Linked DNA regions of Mus musculus: region 1 is linked to region 2. A link is a loop called in an ENCODE intact Hi-C map of the cell type or tissue named here. Cell type or tissue: gastrocnemius. All regions are shown on one strand.

Region 1 (8,000 bases), 210 kb before region 2:
CCTATGGCCACACCCTGCCTGCTGCCTATTCTCATGCAGCCTGTACACTGAAGAGTTTTTATAGAACATTAGTAGCTTAAAAACAACGTCTCACATGTGAAGATTTATTTCAGGTTTCCATATCTATATAAAAGTTGATGCTTTCATGCTGTAATATTTATAATAGATTATGTGACTCATAAATATATGACTTAAAATATTGTTGTATGACTTTTTAAAAATATGCTTGTTAACCCCTGCTCTAGTATAGTAATAGCATATACACACAGCATACACACACAGTTATATAGTTGTAGCTTGTTATATTGGGTAAGAAAAAGTTGTATAAAAGGTTTGCAAAGTAAATTGTAGCTTAATAACCAAGTTATATTTCTTTCTTTTAAGATTGAAGACCCACTAGCTATTCTTATTCTCTTTGATGAAGCCAGATATAATTTACTGAAGGGCTTTTATACAGCTCCTGATGCTAAACTGATAACACTGGCAAGTCTACTGTTACAAATAGTTTATGGGAATTATGAGAGTAAAAAGCACAAACAAGGTTTCTTAAAGTAAGTATTTAATACAATGCATGGTTTTTCAAATGCTCAAGATTCTCTTTAACCAACACAGTTTTAATATTACTGCAAAGTGTTTATGCATTGTTAGCCAGGTACGGTGGCACCTGCTCATAATCAATGAGACTAAGACCGGACAAAGGACCGTAAGTCAGACCAGCCTGGGCTGCATAGGAAGACCTTGTCTCAGACAGACAGGCTGTTTATACATTGGTTTAGTATTAAATAATACAAAACATTAAGTAAAAGAAAAAAAAAACTATTCTAAAGCATTTATTGGTTTTTGGTTCATAAAACATTTCAAAGTTTTACTTATATATATTGTACTTGATATAATTTCCCCTTATGGTTTTTCTTTGTTTATTTTGTGTTTAATTAAGTTTACTAAAACTTTTTCTTAATAAAAGAAAAATTATGAGTCAGATATTTAAGAATCCCACCATATAAAGTTGTTTGATATTTAATCCTTGAGAGAAAATAGAGGTTTTAGCATGTCTAAAGTTTTTTTAATGTGATCTTTCAACTTTTGAAAATATTTTCTGGTTATTGAAGAAGGAAACATTAAACTGATAATATTAAGATTTTGGAACATTTTGTTTTAAAACATCATATTCGGCTTAAAATTTCCATTATTTGGTACCATTTGTGACAGAAGGATTATTGTACTTTAGCTACTAAAAATGACTTATTTAAGGATATTGGCATGTGTACTTCCAGTGAAGAAACTCTGAAATCCATCGTACCTATTACTAAACTGAAAAGTAAGGCGCCTCACTGGATAAACCGAATACTCCATGAGTACAAGGTAAGCTGCCCCACAGAAATGGAGGTGCCTGTAGCTGTTTGTATTAGTGTTATAACGTTTTAAACACTAATTTAAAATCCTGGGATTAAAAATTAATTTTCTAGTTCACAGTGCCCGAAACTGAAAGTAGCAAGAAGTGCTTGTTTTTAGAGTATCGCCGCCTTCTGTGTGCTTTCTGTGTGTTGAATACTCTGGTAAAGGCTAGAGTTAGAGCTGAAGTAATGTACTCTCCTTACCCATCGCATTTACAGTCCTACTAGAAGAGAGAACACTGTGGATCTTAGCTGCTTTATTTTTAATATTAAGGCAACAAGCGAAAAAATTCACTTGGGATAATATACCGTGACTTCATTCTTGTTTGGGACATTGATTTTAGAAATGGCTAGTTAACCCGTTTGCTTTATTAAAAGGTCGCATCTCTTTACTCTGTTTTCAGAATCTGAGTCTGAGTGAGGGCGTCAGTAAGGAAATGCACCACCTGCAGCGCATGTTCCTACAGAACTGCTGGGAGATCCCTACGTACGGAGCCGCCTTCTTCACAGGACAGATATTTACAAAGGCAAGCCCAAGCAATCATAAAGTCATCCCTGTGTATGTAGGAGTGAATATAAAAGGACTTCATCTCCTGAACATGGAAACTAAGGTAGCTCTTAACCTATTTTTGAGTAGTTATAGCACGTATTGTTTAGAATAGCTTCTCCGTCTTCCTTGAAGAATCTAGAAATGGCATTAATTACAATATATCCATCAATTGTAATATATTTTTGCATTTGTAATACTTATTGTCCATATAATATAATAAATAGTATTTGGGTTAAAATGATGTTTTTAATGTTACATTTATGTGAAAAGGGTGCTGAACTTTTCAGTGTGCTAATATTGCTGTAAAAATTGTAGGAGTTGAAGACTATCTTTGTATAAATGCAGATTTATTTCTATAAGATAACTTTTGTTTTTTTGAGACAGGTTCTTATTCTGTAGCTCTGGCATCCTGGAACTCACTATGTAGACCAGGCTGGCCTCGAACTCACAGAGATTTGCCTCACTTAGCCTCCTAAATGCTAGGCATGCACCACTACATGTCTCATATATTTCATTTTAAAAAACATAGAATCTATTGATGCCTTTAGAGACAGGAGACAAATCATTTCAAAATCAAATTAAAAGACACTTTTCATTATGCATCTGTATAGCCTTCTATAAAAAAAAATTAAAAAAAAAAAAAACCAAAAACTGCCATACAGTGGATGACTTATAAACAACAGGTACTTGTTTCTGACAGTTCTAAAAGCCTGAGATTATGAAACTACCCGGATTTTCATTTTTTCTCACACAGAGGGAAAGTAATACCCAAACATAGTAGCATTTATCTATAATCCCAGCATCTGTGGGTTTAGGGTAAGAAGGTTGTGTATGACTCTGAAGCTAGCCTAACCTAAAATACATAGTAAGACCAATTAGGAGGAGGTAGTGTGGGAGGACTCCAGACTTAAGAAAGAAATGTGTAGTGTATGACGAAATTTTATTTTGAAAATGAAGATTAGTTATAAGAAGCTCTTCTGAGAAAAAGATCTAGTGTGCAAGGGAATATGACCATTCATTAGATAGTTCTTTTAGCTTTGTTCTTATATTTATTTTTTATTTTTCTTGTGTCTGTTATAAGCATAATTATGTGTCATACAGTATGTTCTTGTGAGTGCAGTTGCCCTCAGAGGCTACAGGGGTCAGACACCCTGGAGCTGGAGTTACAATTTGTTGTGAGCAGCCCTAGGCTGAGAATCAAATCCAGGTCCTCTAGAGTGCTCTTAACTGATGGGCCATTTTTCTAGGTTCAGTACAGAGACAGTTATTTTTAACATATTCAACACGTCTAGGCAGGATGAACATCTTTCTACTTTATAATAGTAATCTGGTAAAAATCTTGCCTCACTTATTAAGATTTGTCAAAGTTAGATCATGTTCCAAAGGACATTTTAGTTTGGAAATTTTATGAATTTTTTTCTTCTCATCTTTGTGTCATATTGTGGAGTCTTTGTTTTGTTTTGTTTGAAGTTTTGTGCTTTGGGTATGGGTGATTTACCTGTGTGTAAGTCTATGTACCTCATGTGTACATGGTCCTCAAGGAAGTCAGAAGAGAGCGCTGGATCCCCTGAGCTAGAATTACAGACAGCTGTGATGTGAGCTGCCATGTGGTTGCTGGGTATAGAACCTGGGTCCTTTGGAAGATCATTCAGTGCTCTTAACCACTGAGCCACCTCTTCAGCTCTGGAGTCTCTTCTTAGAATAACCTGATTACGTATAGTCATTCATGTAAACTTGCCATCAGCCTTTTAGTCAACAGTTATCTTACAATGCTGCTAACATGTGGGAGGATCTAGAGAATAAAATACAAACAAAGGACAGAATAACAGATTTTCATACTTGACATAGAGTTTGATGTCTTGAAATTCCTTACTGCTTGCTTCTGGGCATTGCTTATTTCTGTTAAAACTGGTTTATAAACACATAGACTACTGTTATGTGGTTTGTGGCCATTTTTCTATTTCTGTGAACTAAGCTTGTTTAAAAGAAATGAAAAGCTGGCCACTGAAGTGCCTGTTGGTAACCCCAGTGCCCAGTGAGTAAGAACAAGTGTATCCCTGAAGCTCGGGGCTATCCAGTCTAGTAAAAGAGCATACAGGTTCAGTGGGAGGAGACCCTATGTTAAAAGATAAGGCAACCAGGGTCTGAGGAAGTGACTCAGCATTGACTTCTGGACTCCATGTGCATTCAGAGCCACACACCTACAAAAAGAAAGAAAAGAAGAGAGAAGAAAATGAGAAAAATGCACAGTTTCCAGATGTTTTTTGTCTGCTAGTTGTGTACCTGTGTTCACAGATCCCTCCTGGTAGAACTGGATGATAATGCTGTGAAGGTGACACCACTGGTTCTCTGAGCTGTAGGGTTTGGCTTTTGGTAGCATTTCAAGTTTGAATAACAGTAAAATGTTTTATAAAGCATTCCAATGATGGACTGATGAATTAGCAATCTAATGCAACATTTTATATTTTAATAATATTCTGATTCAGGAGTTGGATAATTGAGAAATCAGGCAAAAGGATTAGTTATTAGTTGACAGACTTCTTTTTCAGAATAAGATACTCAATTTCTAAGTAGAGGGCTAGAGAGATGGCTCAGGTTAAGAGCACTTACTGTTCTTGCAGAAGACACACACACACAAATAAAAAATAAACCTTAAAAATAAGTGAACAGATAAAAATATAACTGGCAATGCTATTCTTAGGTGTACAAAAAGGTGATTGAGCCAAAGAGGAAACATGGTTTGCTCCTAAGCTACTGATACGTTTATAGTACCTTTGAAAGATCTAAGATGATTGTAGTTTTTAGTCATCATGTCCTTTAGAAATTGATTCTCTGGAGAAACTAGAACTAGCAGCGTTTTTTTTTTTGGGTTTTTCTCTTTTTTTAATGTCAATTATCTTCTGTCTTCTTTCTCTTTGAAGTCGTGGAAGCAGTCCATCAGAAAGTACAGTTCATCAGAGACTGGTCTGTTCTACTCATATAAAATGAACTGTGTTGTTACTCAGTGTTTCCGGTGTGGTGAACTATGTTTGTTCCTATGTCGTTGATTTTATTAAATAGCAGTATTCATCCATGCAGAATTGAGTTTGTGCACACATGCCGTTCTGCAGAGCACATTGTTTTCATCCCTGCTGCCATGTCTGCTGGCTGCTGGACATGCCTTCTCAATCCGCTGCCTTCCCTTTTGCTGTTTCCAGCTAACCCTTTCATTTATGACTTCTTCATTCATTTTACTCTTGTTTCTTAGTTTCTTGACAATTGCAGGTTTTGCCGTTTTACAATGGCAGCTTTTTCCTTCTGGAGAAGTCTGATCACATCAAAAGACCATGTGGGCCCTTGTCTTGGGTCTTAAGAATCCTTTCTTCATTGCATGTAGTGCTCTAACAGCAGATTTTATTGTAATGTATGGGGTCAGTTGTACTTTTATTGGAAATCTGATCTCCATAACATTGAGACTTGCTACCTGAACCTGTTTTCTCCTTTGCCTTTGCCTTTTTTTTCTTTTTCTTTTTCTTTTTCCCTTTTTCTTGGTCTTTTCTTTTCTTTCTTTTTTTTTTTTTTAGACGTATAAAAGGGCTTATTTTTAGCTTTAATTTAAAAAATAATTCAGGTGATTAGGTGTACTCATTTTAAATTTCTACTATGCTTTCATTGGTTTCAGTCTATACCTTACTAAATAGCTATTTTCACATATCTTACAAAGTTGGATTTTACAACACATATATTTATACAGATATCATACATTTATATGAATGATATATGATATACATAAAGGCTATACATATATATGATATATACATATACCTACACATGATGAATGAGAATATTGTACTATACTTCATATATCTAACTTCTACATGTCAACAAAAACAAGCTTTTAGCAATAAGAAAAATATGTGTTGAATGCCTATGTAAGTATAGCATTTTTAGGAAAGTTATAAGAGTAGCTTACCCTAACATTGTTTCTTAAATATTTCTATGGAATTTAAAAAGAATATATTTCTAATATTTGTTTTTCTTATTTCTACAATAAATAATAACAAATCAGTGCACTTATATTCAGTGTAATGAAATTGCTGAGGTCATCCTAGAAGTCCCACTGTAAATTCAGAATTAAAAGTACTGTGTATATATTCATGAAAGGTACTGAATATATTACTTTTTAACCTGCATAAAATAAGAGCTTGTTTGACTGTGCTCCAAGTCACTGAGAATGGGCGTCTGTCTATAAGAATGTTTGTTAGTCTGATACAAGCACTGTTATTGTTCATGGTAGTCTCTGGAGTTGGCCTTGTGGGTCCTTCAGGCTCTGTGAAGTTGGTGTGGGTTCTGTAAAGAGACTTTAAGAAAATGATATCCAGAACAGTTACATTTAATGATAATTATAAACACGTAAGTGATAGTAAGTTTTGTTGCATTTCTCATTTAGGACAATTGTTAGCATTCTGAGACAAGGGTCTCATATAGCTGGTCTCTAACTGTTAGCCAAGGATAACCCTGAATTTCTGATCTTCAGCTTCTACCTCCCAAGAAGTAGGATTTAACAAGGCATGACTGAGTAAATGTTACCTTTAGCTCTATTTTAGCATAATACTTTGTAATTCTGTTGCAGGCATTACTCATCAGTCTCAAGTACTGTTGCTTTACGTGGCAGCTGGGAGATGCTGGTACTTGTTTTCAAATCCATAGTATGGAAAATAAAATGAGCTTTATAGTACACACAAAACAGGCAAGTACTAATTAATTAGCTTGACTAATAATAGTAAAGTGTAGTTTTACTAAAGTTCTTTTTTTTTAATACTTAATTCATTTAACTTCCCTGGAAACCTTTAGTATTAGATGAAAATGGGATTCCCTTCTTAATTAAAGGAGCCAGAAACTTGACAAACTAATATATTTCTGTTTTAAAGCAGTTAAGCTCTTCCTTATACCATTTTCTGTAATTCTGACTAGTTATTCCCTGTCTTCTTCTTAAAGTTCTCCCCTTTCTTGACCAGTATACTATGTGAACTATACTCTGGGTGGCATTTTTAACCATCGTCAAGATCTACATAAATTCTTCCCCTATTCCCAATTTATTTTTCTTTTTTAAAAAAGTTTTTAATTGAAGGATAATTATATCACTTTCCACCTTTCCTATCCTCCCTCCAGTATCTTCCACGTACCCTTCCTCCAGGCCCTCCTACCCCACCCCAAGTTGATATCCTCTTTTTCTTTATTATTGTTACATATATGTGTGTATGTATGTACACACATGTGTACATGTACACAAATATAAACACAACCTGCTGAAGCCATTTTTGTTGCTTGTGTGTTTATGGTTTCTGGGCTAACTACCCTGCATTGAACAACCAAAAAGGGGGCTCATTCTTGAGAGAGTCTCATTCTTCATCCAGCAGTCATTAGTTTGCTATAGTAGTTCTTTATCTAGGAGTAGGATCTTTGTAAAATTGCTCCCTTCCATTGTAACATGTCTATATTTATATTGTCATTGTTCAGGTCTTACTTATCCAGCTATTTCTAGGAGAGACTATTTCACAATGGATTGTCAGAGTCTGGTATTCTGGCTTTGTGATCTTCCATCTTCTCTCCTGCAGTGGTCCCTGAGCCATAGATCTAGGAGCCATAGTGTAGATGTATTAGTTGGTAGGTACTTGGTTTCCCATGCTCCATTGATCTCTGCCTTGTATCCAGTTATAGTTTTCTGTGATGCCCTCCATCTGCTGTGAGGAAAGGCTTCTTTGGTGAGGGGTGGCTTTACACTTATCTGTTGGTATAAGGATAAGATTCAGAATGTAATAAGGAATTATACTTGTCTGGCAAAGCGGATGGATGTTCTAAGGTCCATGATTTCACTAGTTGTGGGAAATTGGCTAGGTTTCTAGTACCAGGCATGATTTCCCTCTTGTGCCTTAGGTCCAGTTAGATAGTTGTTGATCATCACTGGCATGTAAATGCTATTTACTGCTCCTTTATGCATATCTCGCCGTACTGGTAATTGCCATGGCTCATAGGTGTCATGCAGCTGGATAGGACTGCTTAATTGCTTCCTTGGC
Region 2 (8,000 bases):
GATTTCTAGACATTTATTTATTTTATTTACTTATTTACTTTACATCCAATTGCACCTTCTCTTCCCGTCTCTCAATCCCCCTCCCATCTCTTCTGTCCCGTCCTCCTGTCCTCACTTTTGTCCTGTCCTCCTGTCCTCCCTTTCTCCTCAGCAAAGAAGAGGCTTTTGCACAGATTCTCATAAAGAACATTGGCTTGCAGATTTCATTTATTGTATTTGGATTTGCAAAAAACATTTTTAAATTTTCGATTATCACAAACGAACAGTATGTCTATGGGGTGTACTTTATGTATATACAGGAGGTATTATGTGTAGTACATCATTCATTTATCATTTGTGTTGGGAATATGGTGGTAGAAACATTAAATATTTTTTCTGTCAAACACTGTAAAACTCTTTTTTAAGACAATGAATTTGAATCTGTTCATCTCCAACACATTGTAAAACCTTTATGAAAAAAAAATCCATTTCCATTCACACTTTAGTACTTCATCTCTGATTCTCTTCTGATCTGCTCCAGGGAGGGTCCCAGTTCCTTTGTTCCACTTTACCCTCTGCTCACATCTCTGGAAAGGTCGCCCAGCACCTCTTGGTTCTCTAGAATGCACTCCTACATTCACCCACTCAGCTACTCAGACGCATTCCAGAAAAACCTCACCCACTCACTCACTAGCTTACTCACTCACTTACTAGCTCACTCACTTACTCACTAGCTCACCCACTCACTACCTCGCCCACTCACTCACTAGCTCGCCCACTCACTCAGTAGCTCACTCACTAGCTCACTCACTCACTCACTCACTCACTCACTCACTCATTAGCTCGCTCACTCACTCACTCACTCACTCGCTCGCTAACTCACTAGCTCACTCACCCACCCACTCACTCACTCACTCACTCACTCACTCACTCACTCGCTCACTCACTTACTAGCTCACTCACTTACTCACTAGCTCGCCCAGTTACTCACTAGCTCACTCACTAGCTCACCCACCCACCCACTCACTCACTCACTAGCTTACTCACTAGTTCATCCACCCACTCACTCACTCACCCACTCACCCACTCACTCACTCACTAGCTTACTCACTAGTTCATCCACCCACTCACTCACTCACCCACTCACTCACTCACTCACTCACTCACTAGCTCACTCACTCACTAGCTCACTCACTCACTAGCTCACTCAGTTACTTACTGTGTGTATTGGTATTTTACCTTCATGTATATCTGTCTGAGTACATGAGACTTCTGAAAGTGAAGTTACAGACAGCTGTCAGCCTCCATGTGGGTGCTGGGCATTGAACCAGTGTCCTCCTGAGAAGCAGCCAGCACTCTCACCTGCTCAGCCTTCTCCAGCAGCGCAGAGACTTTACTCCTGTCATTCAAGAGCCTGTAGTTAGATTGAGCTTGCAGTTTTTAGTGTTCAGAGAGCAATATTTTTTTCTTTTGGTAATTTCTTCAAAATGCCTCTCTAAAGTTTAGTATTATTATATTTCTTGAAATTACAATATTTTTACAACGTTCTCCTTGATAATTATGTCTATAAGCCATCTTATTAATCCTTCCTGTATTCTTCCATTGCTGTTGCACAACATTTGGGGGACTGCATATCAGTCCTAGAAGATACATCTTGGAATACTTACCATTTGTTCTGTGCAGTGTAGGAGCCAAGACTAATGGCACTTAAAGGAATTCAGATTCCTTCATACACCTCTCCTCATCACTCCTAGCCTGCAGAATGCATAGACTAAACCTTTGCCAAGTAACTCTTACCACCTTATAACACATGGAAGACTTAAAGGTCATTGTTCTTCACCTAAGAGCAAGCTGCAAGTCTCTCAACTTTATTATGTCATTAGATTGCAGTGTGTTGTATCTTTAGATACTTCACGTTATACAAAATGCATTTTCCTTCTTTCTGCCAAGGTAAAGCCATGATGCTCTTAAACAAAACAAAACAAAACAAAACAAAACAAAACAAAACAAAAACCTCTGAGAATGGGGGAAGGATTGTGGGAGGGGATGACTGGGAGCGGGGGTCAGTGAACAGGATGTAAAGTGAATAAGAAAACATAAAAATAAAAGTAAATTAAAAAAAACTTTTAAAATGAGTTTTGTGAAAGCAATAGTATTTCTCTTTAACTAGTATGTCCAGTTTTATCAGTATGCACAGTGTTGCTTTTGCAAAAGATTGCTCTCCTTATTGTAAAATAAGATCAACATGTTTTAAAATACCTGATTTTAGTGGCGTACACTTGGTTCAAACCTGAGGACTTGCATGTACTAAGAAAGCAACAATGTACCACTGAGATACATTTTCAAGCCCCAGAAGTTATTTTTAAATTATAAGTGTGTTTCATGACTAGACCACTGTACATTTGAAGCATGTTTTCGTCATGTTTTCAGGTTGAACAGTTAACTAATCACTTGAAAGAGAAAACAGACAGGTGCAGTGAGCTGCTGCTATCCAAGGAGCAACTGCAGCGAGACATTCAGGAGAGGAATGAGGAGATTGAGAAGCTGGAGTGCCGAGTGCGAGAGCTGGAGCAAGCCCTGCTGGCTAGTGCAGAGCCCTTCCCCAAGGTGCGAGGCCCGGCCACCTCCCCGTCCTGCTCCAGTGACAGCTGCTTACTGACACAATGTTACGCTCCCTTGTCGACATTAGGGCACACTCTATCTCCATTACTGTCGGTTGTTTTACTTTCAAATATTGTTTACATCCCTTATTTCTGATACAGGAAGATTAGTTAGGCCAGAAGGACTTGCATGTCCTTTACTTACATTTTTAACTGTCAGTCTTGGCCATGACCTTTCAGACTCTTGCCTAACTCCAGATTAGATGCAGCGAAGCCCGTTCCCGTCATTCTCCAGAAAACCAGAATGGATAGAAGATGAGCAGAGGGAGAGAGCGTGGAGGCGGGCAGACAGGAAAGGGTTTTTTTTTTATCTGTAATTTGTAACAGGTATTTGTAAGTACCTGTAACTTGTTGAATATTCTCAAATATAGAGTTTGCCATTTTAAATTGGAGTGAGAATTACTGCTAAATAAAAACACTACAGTGAATTATCAGTGCACAATGTCTGAGGTTTTAAAAAAGTTCTTAATGTATTTTTAGGTAGAGGACCAGAAAAGGTCTGGAGCTGTAGAAGCAGACCCAGAATTATCCCTAGAAGTTCAGTTGCAGGTGGAGCGGGATGCTACAGACAGAAAACAGAAAGAGGTAAGGAGTTTCTTTTTCCATGATAAATGCAGTTTAAAATGAATTACCTAAAAGAGTCATTTGAACAGAAAGATGCTGTCTGAAAGCGAAGTTTAGAGTGTTTCCCAGTTCACTGGCTTGAAGATTGACCTTGAAGGTCAGAACTGAACCACGAGCTGGTGAAGGTCAGCGCCTTGCAGGCAGGAGAGTTCAAGTGAAAAGGGAGCTGGGGTGGACCAGTGGGAGAGGAGGGTAGAGAGCCGGTGATGTGGGACCTCTCGATGTAACGGTCACTGCCAGGCATCTGTCAGCTGCTGCTGTTGCTGCTTTGCCTATTTACGATATTTTCCTGAGAGATCTCTGCGTGATTATTTCATCAGTGAAGCATGTTATTAAAACAATGGGTTAAAAAGACTGGAACTGGGTATGTAGCCCATTATTAATCACTTGCCTAGCTTGTGCAAGCTCCTAGGATTCCCCAGCACTGCACATAATAACACAACAACAATAGTAGTTACAGCTCTCCTGTACTCCTTACTTGAAAAGCATTTCATCCAGCTGGGAATTGGGGTTCACCCCAATTACCCCTGAGGCTGAGGTTGGTGGGGGCATTGGAGCTAGTTCAGTCAGACTGAGCAACATAGCAAGTCTCCATTTTAAATGCAAAAATTCATTATAATTTCAAAAGTAAATTCAACTTCTTACTTCATTTGTAATATATTTAAACCTTTTTTTCCATTCAATACATCTTAATGTATATGAATTGTGTGTGTGTGTATGTGTGTGTTTCTTGTTTTTATTTAGGGTGGGAGGCAGGAGGGAAATACAGGGTTAGAGAAAGGGCAGAAAAACAGGTGACCTCCTAATTTTTTTTCTTAAATAGGGAGTACTGCCATTCTGACAGCAGGCTCACCTAAAGGGCACATTTTGTGTTTGTAACAGCATCTTGTGAAATTCTGAAGGAGAAAATGTTTGCTTGTTTTGACACATAATGACCACCAAGCATTAGGTGAGGTGGGTCTGGCCCCATTTCTAGGAAAGACAGGTAGAGATGGGATATGACTTTTAAAGTATTTAGGGGTACACGCCCTCATGTACCCGTGTGGAGAAACTGAGGCCAGTCACTAGGCTTGTTCCTCCGTACTTGTCCACCTTGTTTTATGTTTTCAAACATCTGTTGATAGCTATGTGGATATGTGCATGTGTGTGCATCCGTGTCCACCCAGCAGAGGGCGGAAGAGGTATACCTCCCCTGGAACTGGAGTTCGTGTCCTTGTGAGTCACCTAACATGAGTACTGGGAATCAAACCAGGGTTCCCTGTAAGAGCTGAATGTACTCCTAACCATGGAGCTGTATCTCCAGAGCCCCCACTCCCACTCCTGCCTCTCTGCTTGTGAAACAGAGCCTCTCTCTGGTCCAGCACTCACCAGTTAGGCCAGACTGGCTGGCCAGTGAGTTCTAGAGAGCCACCCATTTCTGTCAACTCAGAGCCAGGATTTCCAGAATGCGCTGCCACAACTATCTTCCTTACATGGACTCAAGTGGATCTCATCCTTGCACGCCAAGTGCTTTATACTATTTATTGGGAAGGTTCTTGTTTATTTTGTTTTTGTTATTTTGTGAAAGTGAAGAGCTTGCCATTTTATGTGTAACCATTCCTCTTTATTTCAAGAATTGATATGGAAAGACTTACTTAGGTTAACTAGAAAGGGAAGTGAAGTAGTTCAGTGGTATATTAGTCTGACCCTGGTTTAGTTCCTGGCATTACAGAAAACTAAATGAAGAAGTCATTTCTCTAAAACAGGAACCTTTAAGCAGGTCTGACAGTCTGCCCCTCTCGCACAGCTTAGTTTATCTGATCTTTATTTCTTTATTTATTCCATATGTATGCTGATATTTTTCTTCATCTTTGACCACATTGCTAACTTCCCAGGGAGGCCAGAAGAGGGTATTGGATTTCCTAAAGCTGGAGTTCCAGGTGGTTCCGAGCCACCATGTGGGTGCTGGGAAGAGAACCTGAGTCCTCTGGAAGAGCAGCCAGTGCTCTTTACTGCTGAGACATCTCTAGATCAGGGTTTTGTTTTTTGTTTTTTTCCAAGGTTGGAAATCAAAGCAAGGTCACCTGAAAACTCTTCCACTGACATTGTATTGTGTTAGATTTTATTTGTGTATGTATGTGTGATGTGCATGCATGTATACATCTGTGAGTGCACATGTCCGTACTGGAAGCCAGAGGTTGATACCAGATAATGTTCATGATCACTCCCTGCTCTACTTACTGAGATAGGCTCTCTCAGTGAACTAGCCAACTTGCCTTGAGAGCCTGTGTCTACCTCCTGAATGCTAACTGTCATGTACACCTGGCTTTTGTGTGACTGAAGGGGTTTGAACTCCAGTCTTCATGCTTTCACAGCAAGCATTTCCCCACCAAGCCATTTCCCTTAAGTTTGTTTTAGGCCATGTGCTAGTAAAGGCTGAGGAGTATTTTAAATATTCTTTCCTTGCGGTCTTCATCTCACCTGTGTTTAAATTGAGCCTTAAGAGAAGTTAACACTTAGCAGAGCAAGAATTTTTCACAGATTTCACTGAATTTTACAACTGTTGTGATGCAGTACTGACAAAACTTAGGGATGGATTTGGTGTGCTATTGTGAAGCATAAAAACTGTAGTGTGACGTCGGTACAATAGCCCAGTGCTTCTGCAATCTTATGTGCATTTGAGTCACCCAGGGACCCAGTGAAGGCCTTCTGTGCAGCACAAGCCTCTACACACCCATATACTACATGCATCCAGTGCACAGCCACGTATTGCTGATTCTGCTCTCCCCAGTTCACACCAAGTAGCAAGGCTTTAGATCGCAGAGCTAAGATTTTGCCTGTAAAATGACACATCAAAAGAATGGGCATGTCATGTAATGTAGGCTGCAATTTTGAAATGAAATAGCTATGTGTGTGTGTTTTTATAATACCTTGTTCTAAAAGTAGTTGTAGGAGATAGAGGTAGTTGTGGAAGATACGACTAGGCATACATACTAGTATATACCCTTAATAAGTGTGATCATCAGTGTTCTCAGAAATAAACTGGTAATTATGTGTGCAGAGTCACTAAATAAGTTTAAATACTGACAGTTAAATACCAGTGTTACAGATGAGGCAGACAGACAGACAGACAGACAGACAGACAGAGGTCTTTGACATTAGTTATAAGAAACAGGATAAATGGGGCTGGAGAGATGGCTTGGTGATTAAAAGCATTGGCTGCTCTTCTAGAAGTCCTGAGTTCAGTTCTCAGGAACCACATTGGTGGCCCACAGCCATCTGTAATGTGATCTGATGGCTTCTTCTGGCATGCCAGTGTACATGCAGATAGAGCACTCATGCATAAAGTAAATAAATCTTAAAAGAAAGAAGAAAAGAGGCAGGATAAACAGTGGTTTGGAATGGAAGACTGCAGCAGTTATCCCTTCAAATTCAAAGATGGCTTTACCCTGACTGTGATCTGAGAACACATTGATCTCTTTGTGACTTTTGTTTCTTCTACACATGGGAATGATTATAGAACAGTCTGGATGAGGGTGTGTGTGTGTGTGTGTGTGTGTGTGTGTATGCACGTGCACATGCATGGGTGTTTGCATGTACATATAGTGGGGTTTTCTGTGTGAAGGCCAGAGGTCCATCTCAGGTGTCATTCCTCAGGAACCATTAACCATGTATTTTGAGACCTGTTGTTCACTGGTACCTGTGGTTCAACAGGTAGACAAGGCTGGTCTCAACAAACCCCAGGGATAACCCTGTCTCCAGCTCCCCAGTGCTGTGACTCCAAGCTCATAGCACCATACTTAGCTTTTTACACAGAGAGATCAAGCTCAAGCCCTCATGTGTGGCCATTTGAGCTGTCATCCCAGCCTCAGATCTGGCTATTGCTAGTACTACACTATCTTTACTAGGCTTGGTAGCCTGCCTTCAGAGCTCTCCTTGTCAGTACTGGGACTGACTTCTAATGCCGTGCATGAATAACCTATCACCCCGTAGTCTGTAAGGCAGGAAACAACCCAGCTGCCACCCAGTGCTGCTTCTGCATCTCATGGTGCTTGCGTTGTAGCAGTTTTGATCATTTAAACAGGCATTTGCAAATCCATTCATTAATCACCTATTAAATAGTTATGAAGTAGTTGAATAAATGGTCATTACTACCCTCAGTCAGCCCAATATGTATAATAAAAATAATAAAAATAAATCTTTTCTGTAGTTTGAAGCCGAGTGTGGTGACACATATCTTTATTTCTAACACTGAAGGAGGCAGAGGCTGGCTAGCATCGAACATACCAAGTTCCAGGACAGCCAGGGCTATATAGACCTTATCTTTAAAAACACAAAACAAAACCAGAAAACAGAAAAATTCAGTTTGAGCATGTTTAGGAATTATGCAGTTAAACATAACTTAGAAAGGCATTTTCCTTTATATTTAAGCATGTGTAAATGGTAATACATCCTTTGTAAAATAAATAGAACTCTTTGCTGTCTGACAGTAACATGGATAGGAACTGGCTTTTATTGTTTGTTTTGTTCCCCCTCGGATAACTTTGGTTTTAAAGATCACCAACCTAGAAGAACAATTAGAACAGTTTCGGGAAGAACTGGAAAATAAGAACGATGAGGTCCAGGAGCTCCTCATGCAGCTGGAGATTCAGAGAAAAGAGTCCACCACCCGCCTGCAGGAGCTGCAGCAGGAAAACAGGCTATTTAAGGTAACTGGCTTAGAAGAAGAATTCGCATTTTGATACTTTGTATTTTGAT

What was found. Hi-C counts contacts between places; a loop is a spot of excess contacts. Peaks named below come from ENCODE experiments on the same cell type or tissue, not always from the same donor. Only the 100,000 strongest peaks of a DNase experiment are listed, where the experiment ranks them.
Region 1: a loop joins it to region 2, with 2.3 times the contacts of the local background. A loop is called at or near these places in 2 of 42 quality-filtered maps.

Annotation. Positions count from the first base shown.
Region 1 is chr5:3,830,222-3,838,221 of GRCm38, forward strand. It overlaps Krit1 (KRIT1, ankyrin repeat containing), which reads left to right. Exons shown (of 17, transcript NM_030675.3): 13 at 385-551; 14 at 1,275-1,362; 15 at 1,799-2,005; 16 at 6,557-6,673. Among named protein-coding and RNA genes, the nearest start is that of Lrrd1, 11 kb to the right of the region's middle. In gastrocnemius, no CTCF peak of the experiment used is centred here; no DNase peak of the experiment used is centred here.
Region 2 is chr5:4,036,120-4,044,119 of GRCm38, forward strand. It overlaps Akap9 (A kinase (PRKA) anchor protein (yotiao) 9), which reads left to right. Exons shown (of 48, transcript NM_194462.2): 26 at 2,410-2,586; 27 at 3,120-3,224; 28 at 7,799-7,951. Among named protein-coding and RNA genes, the nearest start is that of Gm40260, 37 kb to the right of the region's middle. In gastrocnemius, a CTCF peak has its summit at 4,404 (motif pointing right); no DNase peak of the experiment used is centred here.